2 separate regions of the Homo sapiens genome follow, and region 2 is linked to region 1. The links are chromatin contacts, found by Hi-C or POLR2A ChIA-PET in ENCODE. All regions are on one chromosome and are shown on one strand. The core of a region is the stretch at or near the end of the contact, and the rest is flanking DNA. Distances in the headings are between cores, read along the strand shown.

Region 1 (7,655 bases), core at 2,850-5,349:
CTTAAATGCAGTGGTACGATCTCGGCTCACCACAACCTCTGCTTCCTGGGTTCAAGTGATACTCCGGCCTCAGCCTCCTGAGTAGCTGCAACTACAGGTGTATGCCATGACGCCCAGCTAATTTTTGTATTTTTAGTAGAGATGGGGTTTCACCATGTTGGCCAGGATGGTCTCGATCACCACTGCCTCAGCCTCTCAAAGTGCTGGGATTACAGGCGTGAGCCACCATGCCCAGTCAAAGCTCTCTTTTTTAGAGACATGGTCTTGCTCTGTTGCTCAGGCTGGAGTGCCATGGTGCAATCATAGCTCACTATAACCTCGAACTCCCGGGCTCAAGCAATCTTCCTGCCTTAGCCTCCGGAATAGCCAGGAATACAGGCATGCACCACCACGCCAGGCCAATTTTTAAATTTTTTTTGTAGAGACAGGATCTCACTATGTTGCCCAGGCTAGTCTTGAACTTCTGGCCTTAATCAATCCTCCTGCCTCAGCCTTCCAAAGGGCTAGGATTACAGGTATAAAGCCCTGCACCCAGCCTCTTTTTTTAAAGACATTTTCCTGTTTCTTTCTTCAACCTTGTTTCTTACCTGTGCTTCCCTGTGTTTCAAATAAAATTCCAGGAAAATACCAATCTTTCTCTCATCACTTTGTACATCAGGCTGTAAACACAGTGATGGCAGAGATTTTGAAATGGTTTTATCCTCATCATTAAGCCCAGTGTGTGACAAAATTCAATAAATACGCGTTGATCAAAAAAAGTACACACCATAAGAAATCATTATTCCTCAGTAACATTCACTGACTCCTTATTGCCTTCAGAATAAAGTCGAGTTTCCTCAGTATTACAATAAACGCCATTGACACAACCTACTTATTCTGCCTTGTCATCAAATGCATCCTTCATGCCCCCTATGTTGAATGCTTTGGCTGTGAGTATGAATAAAAGAGGAGTGACCCATCCTCACCTCTGCAGCCCCTTCCTTGAGCTCAGCCTGTGGAGTCATATCTGTGACTCAGTCTATTTAGCTGCATACTTGGGGAAGTCACTTCACCTCTCAGAGTCTCAGTCTCCTTATTTACAAATCAACATAGGGCAGCTATAAGGATGAAAAGAATGAAATACACATAAGGTCTAGAAAATCTTGAATGTCATAGGTACATGGAACACCTTCTATCACTTATGTACCCCTAGTGCCTAGAACAGCCCCAGCCATGGTATGTATTCAATACACATTTGTTGACTGATCATACTGAAAAAATAAAAGAATTTTCCCTGGCGCAAAAATCCAAATATGTGTGTTTCTTGTGGTCAAAATCAGAGAGGTTTTAAGGTCTGTTAAGAAGATGAAGTAGGGATTAGGATGAATTGGGCCTTCATCCAACAGAAACTTGGATTTCTACTCTACCAGCACAAAGTCATGTCAATGAAACTAGCCAGCTCCATCTAATGATCTATAGCTTAGCTGGGTGCAATAGCTCATGCTTGTAATCCCAACGCTTTGGGAGGCCAAGACAGGAGGGTTGCTTGAGGTCAGGAGTTTGAGACCAGCCTGGGAAACCTAGTGAGAGTCGTCTCTATCAAAAATTAAAAAATTAACTGGGCGTGGTGGTGTGTGCCTGTAGGCCTAGCTACTTAGGAGGCTGAGGTGGGAAGACTGCTCCAACCCAAGAGATTGAGGCTGCAGTGGGCTATGATCGCGCCACTGCAATCAGCCAAGATGACAGAGTGACACCTTGTCTCTAAAAAAAGAAAAAAGAAAAAAGAAAAAAAAAAGTATGTAGCTCCAGAAAAATTCTTTCAAAGCTGTTTTGGCACTAAAACTTGCCAAAATCCCACTTCTGCTTGCAACTTTAAAAAGATCTCTGCCTGAATTTATGTGATTATTTCTTAGTGTCTATACTAGGTTTACTAGTGTCCTTCCAAAACTCATGTCTACCTGGTATTTCAGAATGTGACCTTACTTGAAAATAGCGTCTCTGTACATAGTTAAGAGGAAGTCATACTGGATTAGGGTGGGCCCTCATCCAATGAACTGGTATCCTTATAAAAGAGACACAGAGACAGAGAAACACAAAGGCAGAATACCATGTGATGTATGGGTCAAGGTAGAGATCGAAATGATGTATCTACTAGCCACGGAATGCCAAGGACTGCTGGCAGCCACCAGGAACTAACGGAAAGGTAGAAACAGACTCTCCTTAGAGCACCCAGAAGGAACCAATACCACCAATGCCTTAATTTTGGATATCTAGCCTCTAGAACTGTGAGAGAGTAAATTTTTGTTGTTTTAATCTACTCACTTTGTGGTAATTTGTCATGGAGGTCCTAGGAAACCAATATATACCATAAAACCTAAAACATCAAACAAGGTTTTCTTGCTTATCTCAGGAAAAATAATTACAAAGCTAAATTCAGAGACAACTTTTCTGGAATAAGATTTTTCTCATTTTGGACCCTGATGGCCGAGTACCCCTGCTACTTCTTCCTCCGTGGTTCCAACCCCCAATTCTGATGAGCTGCCTGTGCCCCAATAGATGAGGTTCCGGGGAGGTGCTACCTCACTTTCCACATCAGTTGGAGGCAAGAGCTTCAGCCAACTTGGGTTTGGTGCTGTTTTGTTTTGCTCACTGAAAGCTGCTCCCTTCAGATGGCTTGCCATTGGTAAGTGGAGTACATTCTACATGGCCATTCTGGACAGGGCTGATTAGTAGACCTGGCACTGCTGTGATTCATGGCTTCATCACCCCTCAGGGTCACTCCCTATAATTAAAGTTTTCAAATATACTTCCAAACATTTCATAGAACAAAAGCGACATGGTGTGCTACATGTAACAGAAAAAAATGTATTAGGCTAATAGTGGAGAGACTTGGCTCTGTCCCTAGATCTGCCTAAAGGCAGATCTGCTTGCTATTTGACCTGGAGCAAATCACTTAGCCTCAGTTGCTTCATCTGTAAAAAGGGACTATTAATATCTAGGATAACTTGCCCTGCAGTTTATCATAGAGGGTTGCTGAAAGGATTGAATTAAAACACAAACACCAAAAACTTATAGATGAATGTCCATATCAGCATTATTCATGAGAGCCAAAAAATGGAAACAACCAAAATGTCCTGACGAATGGATAAACAAAATGTGATATATCCACACAATGGAATATTATTTAGCCATAGAAATAAAAAATACTGATATAGGTTATCTTGATGAACCTTCAAAATATTACGCTAAGTGAAAGAAGCCAATCATAAAAGACCACAGATCTAGAGTTTTGTTAAGAAGGTGGGAGGAGTGTTTGTATGCTGGACAGGCTTCCCAGGGGTGATTGTGGAAAGGAAGGGGAGTGATTCTAGAAATGATTTCATTTATGTGAAATATCTAGAAGAGGCAAATCTGCAGGGATGTGAAAAAGATTAGTGGTTACCTGGTGGCAGGCATGGGGGAGTGAGAATAGATCTAAGTGGGTTGAAATTTTACTCCCAGTGAGTGAACCTCATGCACGGGACAGAAGTCAAGAGACCAGGAATCCAGTTCCAGCTCTGCCATAAACTTGCTGTGAGATCATGTGTGGTCGCTGAGCTTTAATTCATAACTATCAAGTATTGGAGGATAATCTCTAGCCTACCTGTCTGTCTCACTGGGTTGTTTTAGGAGGTGAATGAGATAAGGGTTTGGAAGCAAATCCATGCACATGCATAAGGCATTAATAGGATTTGTTTTTATTGCCTGGGTACCCCTTGGGAGAAGAAAAGAATGGTGAAAATAAAGGAAGATATTAAACAATGTGTGGCTGGGGTGTTTTTGGTACTTCTTGCTGTGTAACTGACCTTCCTAATGACCCAAAACACAAGAAGAAAATGGAGGTTTCTAGACTCCTGGCCTGAGCTTCTATCTCCAAGTCTAGACTAAAGATAATGCCCACAAATGCCTGAGTCAATCTATTTTCTTTTAAACAGTTTTTTTTTTTCTTCTTCCTGGCTTCTTTTTAGGGCCCTACAGAATCACTCCCCTTCCTTTCCACAATCACCCCTGGGAAGCCTGCCCAGCATACAAACACTCCTCCCACCTTCTTGCAAAACTCTAGAACAGGAAAGCTCTGAAGGATTTCAGCCGAGGAGCCCAGCCCAGGCCAACCCAGCCATCGACTGGCTAGTGATAACATGAGCAGGAAAGGGGTGGTTGGCGGGAGTTTCTGGAAAAGATGACTGGCCAAATAATGACTAGTTCCCTTATCTCAGTGCCCTTTTCATCTTTATCCCTTCTCCCCCAAAAATTTATCCCCACCCTCAAGCCTCAGTGGGTCTCAGAACCCATAAAGTGGTAGACCAAAAGCTGTATTGGAGCTGGATTCAAAGTCTGACTCTGCTAACTCCTAGCTCTGTAGCCTTGGATATGTTAATAAGCCTTTTTAATTCTCACTTGTTCAATAGGGCTAAGTACTTTGTAGGACTGCTGTGAGGAATAGAGATCATTTTATATCATGCATTTAGCCACTCTTATTGCTCCTATTCCTGGAGTACACATGGAGCTGGTTGAGACCTTGAGATTGGCCAAAGAGGTACGAGCTGCTTTCCAAGACATGACGGATGCTTGGAAGGTAACTGTCACTGTTTTGGTCACAATTATATGCCGTACAGATGGTATACGGGGAATTAATGAGAACCAAAAGGACAACAGTGACTGTGGTAAGCACAGCTGCCATTTACTAAGCACCTATTATGTGCCTCTAGTCTACCCTGTGAGGTACATATTATTACCTCCATTTTTTTTTTTTGGATGAAGAAAAATAGGCTCAGAGACATCAATAGCAAACTCTGGGGTCACACAGCCAGAAAGTGGCATAGCCTAGATCTGAATCAGATCTCACAGTCTCCAAAGCCAATTCTTTTCACCTGTGCAGAGGAAGAACTCCCACAAGAGCCCTATGAGGTGAATGGTACTAGGGAAGGAAAGTTAAAATATGAGGATGGGGGTCCAGGCCTAGCTCTACCGCCTACTGGCTGAGTGAATCTGGGCATACCATTTCATCTTCCCAAGCCTCACTGTCTCTATTTACAAAAAGAAGAGGTTGGATTAGATCGGGGGTACACATCAAAGTTATCTCTGGGAAATGTAAATGCAGAGGGCTGGTCCCACCTCAGACCTCATTAGTCATATTTACAGAGATTCAGATTAGGATCCACTGGTTTGGTTTTAACAACCTCTGGTTCTTAATTCTGGGGCAGAGACAGAAGGGTTAGGGTCTACTGAAGAAAAGGCAAAGCAGGCTTTGAGTGACAAATGAAAGAGCAAATATTTCCAAAAACCTTCCTTTGGATCATCAAAATTGCAAATTGATAAGCATCCACGTTCTCTCTGGCCCTTCACATAATCTATGGCTCCAAAGGAACAAGGTATAACAAAAATAACCCTGATGTGGACTTCCCAGACACAGGTTCTGAAACTATTTTATTTAATTTTTTTCCCCTCAATGAGAAACATGTATTTAAAAGTTTTCTTAAGAAGCTTCTTAGAGTTGAATTATAATTTTTTTTAAATTTTTTAATTTTCTGTTTTTTTTTTGAGACAAGATCGCGCACTGTTGTCCAGGTTGTAGTGCAGTGGCACAATTATGGCTCATTGCAGCCTCGACCTCCTGGGCTCAGGTGATTCTCCCACTTTGGCCTCCCAAAGTGCTGGAACTATAGGCATGCACCACCATGCCTGGCCTGAATATATAAACTTTAAATAGCACATACAATATATGAATCAGTTATAATTCCATATATAGGGTACCCTTTTTGATTTTCATAAGTTTATAATGTTTTCATTGGCATTTTTTCTTTTTAAACTTTTAGGTTCAGGGGTACACGTGCATGTTTGTTATGTAGGTAAACTTGTGTCATGGGGGTTTGATGTACAGATTATTTCATCACCCAGGTACTAAATCTAGTACCCAATAGTTATTTTTTTTGCTCCTCTCCCTCCTCCTACCCTCTACCCTCTGGTAGGCCCCTGTGCCTGTTGTTCCCTGATTTGTGTCCATGTGTTCTCATCATTTAGCTCCCACTTATAAGTGAGAACATGTGGTATTTGGTCTGGAACTATCTTATTACAGGGCCTTGAGCAAAACTTTTAATATCTTTATCCCTCATTTCCCACACTGTCAAATGCCAAAGAGAACACCTACTCAACAGGGTTCTTTTGAGGATTTGATATGAAATATAGGTAAACAGTAATTATTAAATACTCAATAAATGGCTGTTGGCCTGACACTTGTCCCATTTTTTATTACTAGAAGTGGAATGGTGGTAAAATTCTAAAAGTTCTAGTGCAGAGAGGATGACGAAAGAATTTTGACAACAGTATTTGATAGGATTCTAAGGAGTGTGTGGTCCCTGTAGAAAGCTCACTGAAAAACAAGGAACATATGAAGAATCCTAAAAACAAAAGCATGCTGACAGGTGCTGAGGGCAAGACTGGATCCAAAGCTCCAGGTCACTTTTCATCATAAGCCTGAAATTATTTAAGAAGGATTAAGTCTCAAAGGCCTTTGGCATATATCATAATTTATGCCAGAGGAAATTCATAAATTCAAGGCCAAACATAAAATGGCTCAACTTTACACAGTAACTCACATAATATAGCAATTGGAAGGGTCCCCAGAGTCCAGTCTCTAATTTATCACCACCACCCTCCTCCTACCTCTCAAATCTCTCATCTACAGTTTGAGAAACTGTGGCCCAGAGAAATAAGACTTGTCCAAGGCCACACAGAAGGTCAGAAATGAACCCTGGAATAAGAATTCAGAACTTACTCCAAGAGCCCTTACCCTGCACTAAAAGATGTATCGCTATGAATGAAGATGTACTCTCTGTAATGTGGGCCTGGGGGCAGGAGCAATCAAGCTATGAGATCTGGTCAGGACACTAACTGGACCAGATCTGTTATTTGTTTTGAGTTTATAGTATCACTCATTATTTGCATGGTAAGTAAACATTTGTGGATCAAAGTACTAAACACTAGTATAAATAGATTCTCGAGTTCAGAAATATAAGTTTCCTAATGTTTATAAGAACTATAAAGCGGAGGAAGAAAAAAGAAAAGACAGACAGGCAGTAACATGAGATCCCATGAGATCTTTCTGGACCTATGATTCCCCATCCCCCTTCCAAGGGAAGACTCTGAGAAAGAACACCATCTCCGCTAGGGAGAGCCAAGTCAGAACATCCTGACCTTGATGCATACGATCTCACAGTATACATTAGCAGAAATTGATTCTGTGAAAGGCAAAGAGGAAAGAGAGCGAGTGACTGTAGCTTAGTGACACAGCACAGTTCCTGGTCACACGTCCTTTTACAACCTTCTTTGGCTCGAGGCATCTCATTTCAGAGATGGAAATGCCTTGTCTCCCTAGTTAGAATTAATCATGCCTTCTAAATCTTTTTTTTTTTTTTGAATGGAGTCTTGCTCTTGTCTCCCAGGCTGGAGTGCAATGGTGCGATCTTGGCTCACTGAAACCTCCGCCTTCTGGGTTCAAGTGATTCTCCTGCCTCAGCCTCCCGAGTAGCTGGGATTACAGGCACCCACTGCCACACCTAGCTAATTTTTGTATTTTTAGTAGTGTCAGGGTTTCACCATGTTGGCCAGGCTGGTCTCAAACTTCTGACCTCAGGTGA
Region 2 (7,655 bases), core at 1,993-4,492, 35 kb after region 1:
AGACCCTCACAATATGCCCAACTGATTTTTCACAAACGTGTAAAAGCAATTCAATCAAGAAAACAGCTAGTTGTCATGGTTCGTGCCTGTAATCCCAGCACTTTGGGGGGCCAAGGTAGGTGGATCACTTGAGGCCAGGAGTTCGAGATTGGCCTGGCCAACATGGCAAAACCCTGTCTCTACTAAAAATTTTAATATAAAAAAGAAAAGAAAAGGCCTTTTCAAGAAATGGTGCCAAAGCAATCAAGCATCCATAGGGGAGTAAAGACCTTAATCTAAGTCTCACATCTTATACAAAAACTAACTCAGAATGAATCATGGACTTAAACGTAAAATGTAAAACTATAAAACGTTTAGAAAAAAAGGTGAAAATCTTTGGGATCTAAGGTACATTTCATGAGAAATCAACAAGCTCCTTGTATAGAATTCAGTAAAAACAAACACAAAATGTGTTGAATGCTTTGACAGATAAAGAGGCAAGGCCCAAAAATACTCCTTTGAAGTAACTTACAATATTTACAAAGTTTCAGGAAGTTAAGACATTAATATATATCCCTAAAACTAGAAGATTTTTTTGTAAGCACCATAAAAAAAGACATAATACGCTAGTAGACCACTGAAGCAGGGAATCAAACTTTCAGGGTTAAGAGAGAGAAACAGCATGAGAGAAAGCAAACATGCACGAGAGAGAAGGAGCAATGAACACAAACAATGAGGAAGGTAGGGTTTGATATGCGGTTTTGGAAAGGAAGAACAGGACCTTTTTTTTTTTTTTTTTTTTTTTTTTAAATACAACATACAGTATGACCAATGACCAAGGCCTGGGCATGGGAACAGATAAAATAGGTTCAGAGAATATGGCACAGTCTTCTCAATATGGAAAAGAGGGAGGAAAGGAAGAGTTTGGAGGTCCTGAAAAGCCTTGAATGCCACCCTAAGAAGTTTCATCTTTCCTTTATTTGTAACGGGGAGCCATTGAAGAGTATAGATCAGCAGAGAAATGTTAACCAATGCTGTGCTCTCATCTGGCAAAGTGCGGGAGACAAACCAGAAAAATAAAAAATAAGAGACAAGAAAACAATTAAGAAGCTGTTGCGATAGTCTGCAATGGTGAGAGAAGATGGCAATCTAAATTAGGGTAGTAATAACGGAGACAAAAGACAATGAAAGTCACTTTACTTAACAGTGGGGCTTAAAGAAGTATATGGATAGGGTCTACTGTCAAGAAAGTTGGAAAAAAGAATTTGTGTCTAGGATCAAGGGTATGCCACTCCCATCTCTGATGAAATAGAAGTGACTGTTTTCCTTCTGTCAGAAAACAAACCATTTCACAACCATCAAGACCACAAAGTGTGGGTACATATGACCTGGAAGTTGCATCACTCCTAGCTGTTGAACAGACAGTACATGTCACATGAACCTGTCTCTATCCTTTGGGTTAGATCTCAAGGTCTTCAAGCATGTAGAATGAGGCTATAACTTCCTCTTATTGCTCTTGGCGCCCAGAAAACCTAGGTGGGCCACAATTTAGCTGTGCAAGAGTGTTATGCTCCCTTCTGGTGACAATGAAGGCCCGTGAAAGTTTATCACACCAGGATTCTGCAAGATTCTGCCTGGAGTCATGATCATAGTGTTGTTCTAAGATATAAAGGGCCGCCAATATGTGGAAGAGCGATTTGATTTATTTTTAGTTACTCAACATACTCAAGTTGAACAAGTACCAGCAGGAGCAGTCTACGGAAAACCAAATTTTATTTTTTTTAGAACGTAAGAACTTTCTAAATGAGTGGTCCAAAGCAGGTCTCTTGGAAACTGGAGAATACTCAACACTGGAGATTTTGAAGAAAGAGGCAAGGTGAGGGATCAGCAAACTTTGTTAAGGATGTTAGCAAATATTTTGGGTTTTACAGGTCATATTTTCTCTGTCATAACTACTCAGTTCTATAGTGGCATGACAGCAACCATACACAATTCATAAGCAAACAGGCATGGCTGTGTTCCAATAAAACTGCTTAGAAAAAGAAGTGGTGGCAGGATTTGTTTGTTGACTCCTGGCCTAAACAAAGGGTGGGAAGGTTGGGGAGTGTGACAGAAGAAGGGCTCAAAGAGTAGATCAAGGCTGGGCGTGGTGGCTCACGTCTGTAATCCCAGCATTTTGAGAGGCCGAGGCAGGCAGATCACGAGGTCAGGAGATTGAGACCATCCTGGCTAATACGGTGAAACCGTCTCTACTAAAACGACAAAAAAAAAAAAAAAAAAAAAATTAGCCAGGCGTGGTGGCGAGCACCTGTAGTCCCAGCTACTCGGGAGGCTGAGGCAGAAGAATGGCTTGAACCTGGGAGGCAGAGCTTACGGTGAGCGGAGATCGCACCACTGCACTCCAGCCTGGGCAACAGAGCAAGACTCTGTCTCTGTCTCAAAAAAAAAAAAGAGTAGATCAATAGATGGACAAGAGACTACCTAAGGTCTATTCTCCCCTATCTTGAGAGACTTACTTTTTTCTTTTTCTTTTTTTTTTTTTTTTTTTTTTTTTTTTGCGACAGGGTCTCCCTCTGTTGCCCAGACGGGAGTGCAGTGGCGCAAACATGGCTCACTGTAGCCCCGACCTCCTAGGCTCAAGCGATCCTCCTACCTCAGCCTCCCATTTAGCTGTGATCACAGGATGCGCCATCATACCCAGTTAATTTTTTTTTTTAGAGATGGAGTCTCACTATGCTGGCTAGGCTAATGTCAAATTCATAGGCTCAAGTAATTCTCCCACCTCAGCATCCCAAAGTGCTGGAATTACAGATGAGCCACTGTACCCAGCCCCTTATGTATTTTTTAACTAAGAAAACATGATATGGTAACACCTCATTTAATCAGATTACTCAGATTCTTAGAACAGAGGGATGTGTTCTTCTGAATAACCACATCTCCACCTGGGAGCTTCACTAAGAGGTGTGTAGGGGTGTGTGTGTGTGTGTGTGTGTGTGTGAGAGAGAGAGAGTCAGTCTTTGTTATTGGTGAATTTTTAAAAAATAAGGCAAAGAGCTTTTTGAAGATACAACTGTTATGTTCTTCATATACCCGCCTAACAGGTTTAAATTATAGGTATCACCCAGTAACCTCAGTTAGATTCAGATTAACCATAAACCTCACTTCATAGGATTCTCTAGGTTTACTGGCAGTTTTTGGTTTTACCCTCTTCAGAAAGCGGGAAGTTAAAAGGACACGCCTATTCCAGGAGTTTCGCAAAAGCCTCTTCCAAGTAATGTCTTGCCCCTTCTACAACCTTAGCCACAAGGCACGTGAGATTTGGTATCAGAAAAGATGATTTGAGACCTTGAGAAGTCCTTAGTCATCAAAGAAGAGTTCTGTTATCTTTGGTATACCAAAGTCAGGGCAGAAGATAGAAGATTCTGGAGGTTTAGAAATATTTTCAACTGTCAACTCTCAGGTGGTGATGTGGTTGAGTTCTAGCTCAAACAAACACAAAGACACAGGGGAATCTGATCTCACTTCTGAACATATGATGTACAAGTCTATCCTAATATATTTCAACACGAAGCTACTATGCCAGTCTCGTGTCCCATAATAGTTAACAGCAAACATTACAAGAGTACAGTGGGAGTCATGTAACAGTTACACATTTTTGAAGGCACACTTCCTGAGCGAGGAAAGGCTTTTTGCTATCCTTCCTCTAGCAATCCTTCGACTACTCTGGACCATAGAGACTTTATACTCTCTGAGGAAATTTTTAAAAGTGTATTTGCTGAGCTCTTGCTACCTGCCATGTGCTTTCTACTCATTATCACATTTAATCCTTTAACAAATGCTGCAAGGTAAATAGGATCCTCTTAACAGGTGAGGAAAAAGAAGTTCATAGAGATTAAACAACTTACAGAGACCACAGCCCAAGATCTTCTTATTCTGTGGGTCCAGACCCACAAAGAACTTGAGGTGAAGCTACTGCAGATGAATTGCTCACTACACTTTGAGAAACACTGGCCACAGAGTTTATGAATTCAAGTTTATAGTTAATTGGTGATGGCAGATGGCAATAATGCAACTAGAATCTAGGCCTCAGCTCCTAGTCCAAAGTTATTTCCACTCCTCAAATGCAGATCCCCTAGAAGAGAGCAGCATAGTTAACTGTATTTGTTCTGGACTCATTCATCTGAGAAAGGGCAGATAAGTACAGTTTCCCTCGGACTCTAAAGGAACTTATTTGCTCCTCGGGCACAGAATGAATTTTTTCTTACCCCAAGACTATGACATTCTGAGGTCAGGGGCTTTTGTATCTCCAGCATTTATTTAGCACAGGACTTGATACTTCCAAAGCACTATATAACTGTTCAATGAAAGTTATACCAAAGGAACAAAATAATGTTTATTTGCTTCTGTTTTGGGGGAAAAAAACCTCTCAGTCAGATGATCTGTTAATTTAACACAATCTCTATTCCAGGTAAGATGGTACACAGACACCATAAACACAAAAGATCACCTAGAATCCTTTATATAAAGCTGACTCCAACTATAGGCTTCAAGGAGTAGATCATGGTAATCTAGATTAAGCCAATTTGCACCATTTCATCCTACATGCCACTGTGATCAGTTTAGCGACAAGCGTTATGTTCCAAGCCAGCTCAGAGTCATTAAGATTCAACTCCAGGACCTTTGTTTTGTGTTACTCAAACTGGCTGTGTCACTGGACAAAGGGTTGTCACAATATTTCCCTGAAGTTGCAGGAACCACTATTTGTCGCCTAAGAACAGCCAACCGAGAGAGAGCAAGAGAAAAAGAGTACGTGTGAGAGTGAGGGAGAGCGAGAGCATGCAAGCAGGTTAAAAGATGGATATTGATGAAATATGAGTCTTTTTTTATTTTTATTTTTATTATACTTTAAGTTTTAGGGTACATGTGCACAACGTGCAGGTTAGTTACATATGTATACATGTGCCATGTTGGTGTGCTGCACCCAGTAACTCCTCATTTAGCATTAGGTATCTCTCCTAATGCTATCCCCTCCCCGCTCCCTCCACCCCACAACAGGCCCTGGTGTGTGATGTTCCCCTTTTTGTGTCCATGTGTTCTCATTGTTCAATTCCCATCTATGAGTGAGAACATGCGGTGTTTGGTTTTTTGTCCTTGCGATAGTTTGCTGAGAATGATGGTTTCCAGCTTCATCCATGTCCCTACAAAGGACATGAACTCATTTTTTATGGCTGCATAGTATTCCATGGTGTATATGTGCCACATTTTCTTAATCCAGTCTATCGTTGTTGGACATTTGGGTTGGTTCCAAGTCTTTACTATTGTGAATAGTGCTGCAATAAACATACAGGTGCATGTGTCTTTATAGTAGCATGATTTATAATCCTTTGGGTATATACCCAGTAATGGGATTGCTGGGTCAAATGGCATTTCTAGTTCAAGATCCCTGAGGAATCGCCACGCTGACTTCTACAATGGCTGAACTAGTTTACAGTCCCACCAACAGTGTAAAAGTGTTCCCATTTCTCCACATCCTCTCCAGCACCTGTTGTTTCCTGATTTTTTAATGATCGCCATTTGACAAACCTGACAAAAACAAGAAATGGGGAAACGATTCCCTATTTAATAAATGGTGCTGGGGAAACTGGCTAGCCATATGTAGAAAGCTGAAACTGGATCCCTTCCTTACACCTTATACAAAAATTAATTCAAGATGGATTAAAGACTTAAATGTTAGACCTAAAACCATAAAAACCCCAGAAGAAAACCTAGGCAATACCATTCAGGACATAGGCATGGGCAAGGACTTCATGTCTAAAACACCAAAAGCAATGGCAACAAAAGCCAAAATTGACAAATGGGATCTAATTAAACTAAAGAGCTTCTGTACAGCAAAAGAGACTACCATCAGAGTGAACAGGCAACCTACAGAATGGGAGAAAATTTTTGCAATCTACTCATCTGACAAAGGGCTGATATCCAGAATCTACAATGAACTCAAACAAATTTACAAGAAAAAAACAACCCCATCAAAAAGTTGACGAAGAATATGAACAGACATTTCTCAAAAGAAGACATTTATGCAGCCAAAAGACACATGAAAAAATGCTCATCATCACTGGCCATCAGAGAAATGCAAATCAAAACCACCATGAGATACCATCTCACACCAGTTAGAATGGCGAAATGTGAGTCTTAACCTGAGGCTGAGGCCAGATTTAGATTTTCCCCTTAGACTTTCCGGGTCAATAAACTCTTTCCTCATTTAAGGTAACTTAGGTCACTGATCAATACAGGCTGTAACCATATGTCCGAACCAGTTTGCTACCACCGGAGTAACTCAGGGGTCCTTTACAAGAGCCCTGATCATATTCATTATTCAATCCACTTTCTTTTTCCTTCACTTTCAATGTCTTTTCCATTAGCACTTACTCACACCTACACAAACTCTCCCTTCCTCATTCCAATCATTCAATCAACATTTATGAAATCCAGTAATGCCAGGTCCTTCAGGATCTCATGACTTATGGAAAGGGCAGACAAGTACAGTACATAGGTAACTCAGTACATGGTCAGTGCTCTTATAATGGTATGAACAGAGGTTCTCAGCACAGTTCATGTAGGTGTTCTCAGCACCCACATGAACAGTGGATGCTTGACGGAGAGGACTACTCTGCTTGCCTCGAGGAGTCACAGAAGTTTTACAGGACAGGTGGCACTTGGATTGGGTATTGAAGGATGTGAAGAGTTTTGCTGGGTGAAGAAAAACTGCTGGAGGGAGAACTTTCAGGAAAAGAGAGTAAGATGAGTATAGGTGACTCTTGTTATTTCTGGTAGTTATGGTCTGTAAAGTCAGCACAAACACTGTATTAGTTAATATTGAATCATTCCTCTGGGGCAGCGATCCCCAACCTTTTTGGCACCAACGGCTGGTTTTGTGGAAGATAATTTTTCCATGGAAAGGGGTAGGGACGGTTTTGGGATGAAACTGTTCCACTTCAGATCATCAGGCATTAGATTCTAATAAGGAGTATGCAACCTAGGTCCCTTGCATGTGCAGTTCACAATAGAGTTTACTCTTCTATGAGAATCTGATGTCACCGCTGATCTGATGGGAGGTGGAGCTTAGACAGTAATGCTCACTCACCAGCTGCTCACCTCCTGCTGTGAGGCCCAGTTCCTAACAGGCCAGACTGGTAAGGGTCCTCGGCCCAGGGGGCTGGGGACCCCTGCTCTAGGGGAAAAATACCAGATTAGGTTCCTCTTAGCCTCTGGTCACATTTTTATCAATCGGTCAATACATAACCTCGTTTTATATGTGTTTCTGTTTAAAGACACCTTATTTAATATTTGTTGATTCAGTAAGACTGAACTCATGGCTAACAGCACTTCAACTCTGCCTGAACAAAGCTTATCTAATACATGTATTTTCTCAGTAAGGCACATTACAGCCTTCTTGTGTTTAGAAACACTAGACAGAACTTCAGCACTATGCTTGGGGATCTTTTTAAACAGTGAAATCACCAACAAAAAGCACAAAAATGCAAAAAACATGGTACCCGATATATGACAAAGAAGACACTTGTTTACAGGATGAGAGGTGAAATAAGTACACAAAACACTGCCTTGTGCCACCTCAGCTGGGAATGTGCACGTCAGGAGACTCAGATGTTTTCACT

Evidence for each region. A loop is a pair of places that touch in the nucleus more often than their neighbours do. ChIA-PET counts read pairs that join two places held with the same protein, here RNA polymerase II (POLR2A). Pooled maps may share reads with other maps.
Region 2: a loop to region 1 is called in a pooled map, with 2.4 times the contacts of the local background. The contact joins two enhancer-like sites. A Hi-C loop is called at or near these places in 6 of 168 maps with a recorded cell type or tissue (K562, Right ventricle myocardium inferior, aorta and 2 more), 1 of 37 single-sample maps with no recorded cell type and 5 of 50 pooled maps. POLR2A ChIA-PET finds 5 or more read pairs at or near these places in 8 of 52 experiments (GM12878, K562, WTC11 and 4 more).

Annotation. Positions count from the first base shown.
Region 1 is chr11:78,253,057-78,260,711 of GRCh38, forward strand. All of the region lies in intron 2 of GAB2 (GRB2 associated binding protein 2), which reads right to left. Among named protein-coding and RNA genes, the nearest start is that of USP35, 68 kb to the left of the region's middle. Within about 2 kb of position 4,100, at least 17 of the 41 ENCODE cell types and tissues checked have a DNase peak (open chromatin) inside an H3K27ac peak, as active enhancers do.
Region 2 is chr11:78,289,054-78,296,708 of GRCh38, forward strand. The region is part of intron 1 of GAB2 (GRB2 associated binding protein 2); the gene reads right to left. Among named protein-coding and RNA genes, the nearest start is that of USP35, 100 kb to the left of the region's middle. RefSeq lists an enhancer at 1,210-1,504. Within about 2 kb of position 3,243, at least 2 of the 41 ENCODE cell types and tissues checked have a DNase peak (open chromatin) inside an H3K27ac peak, as active enhancers do.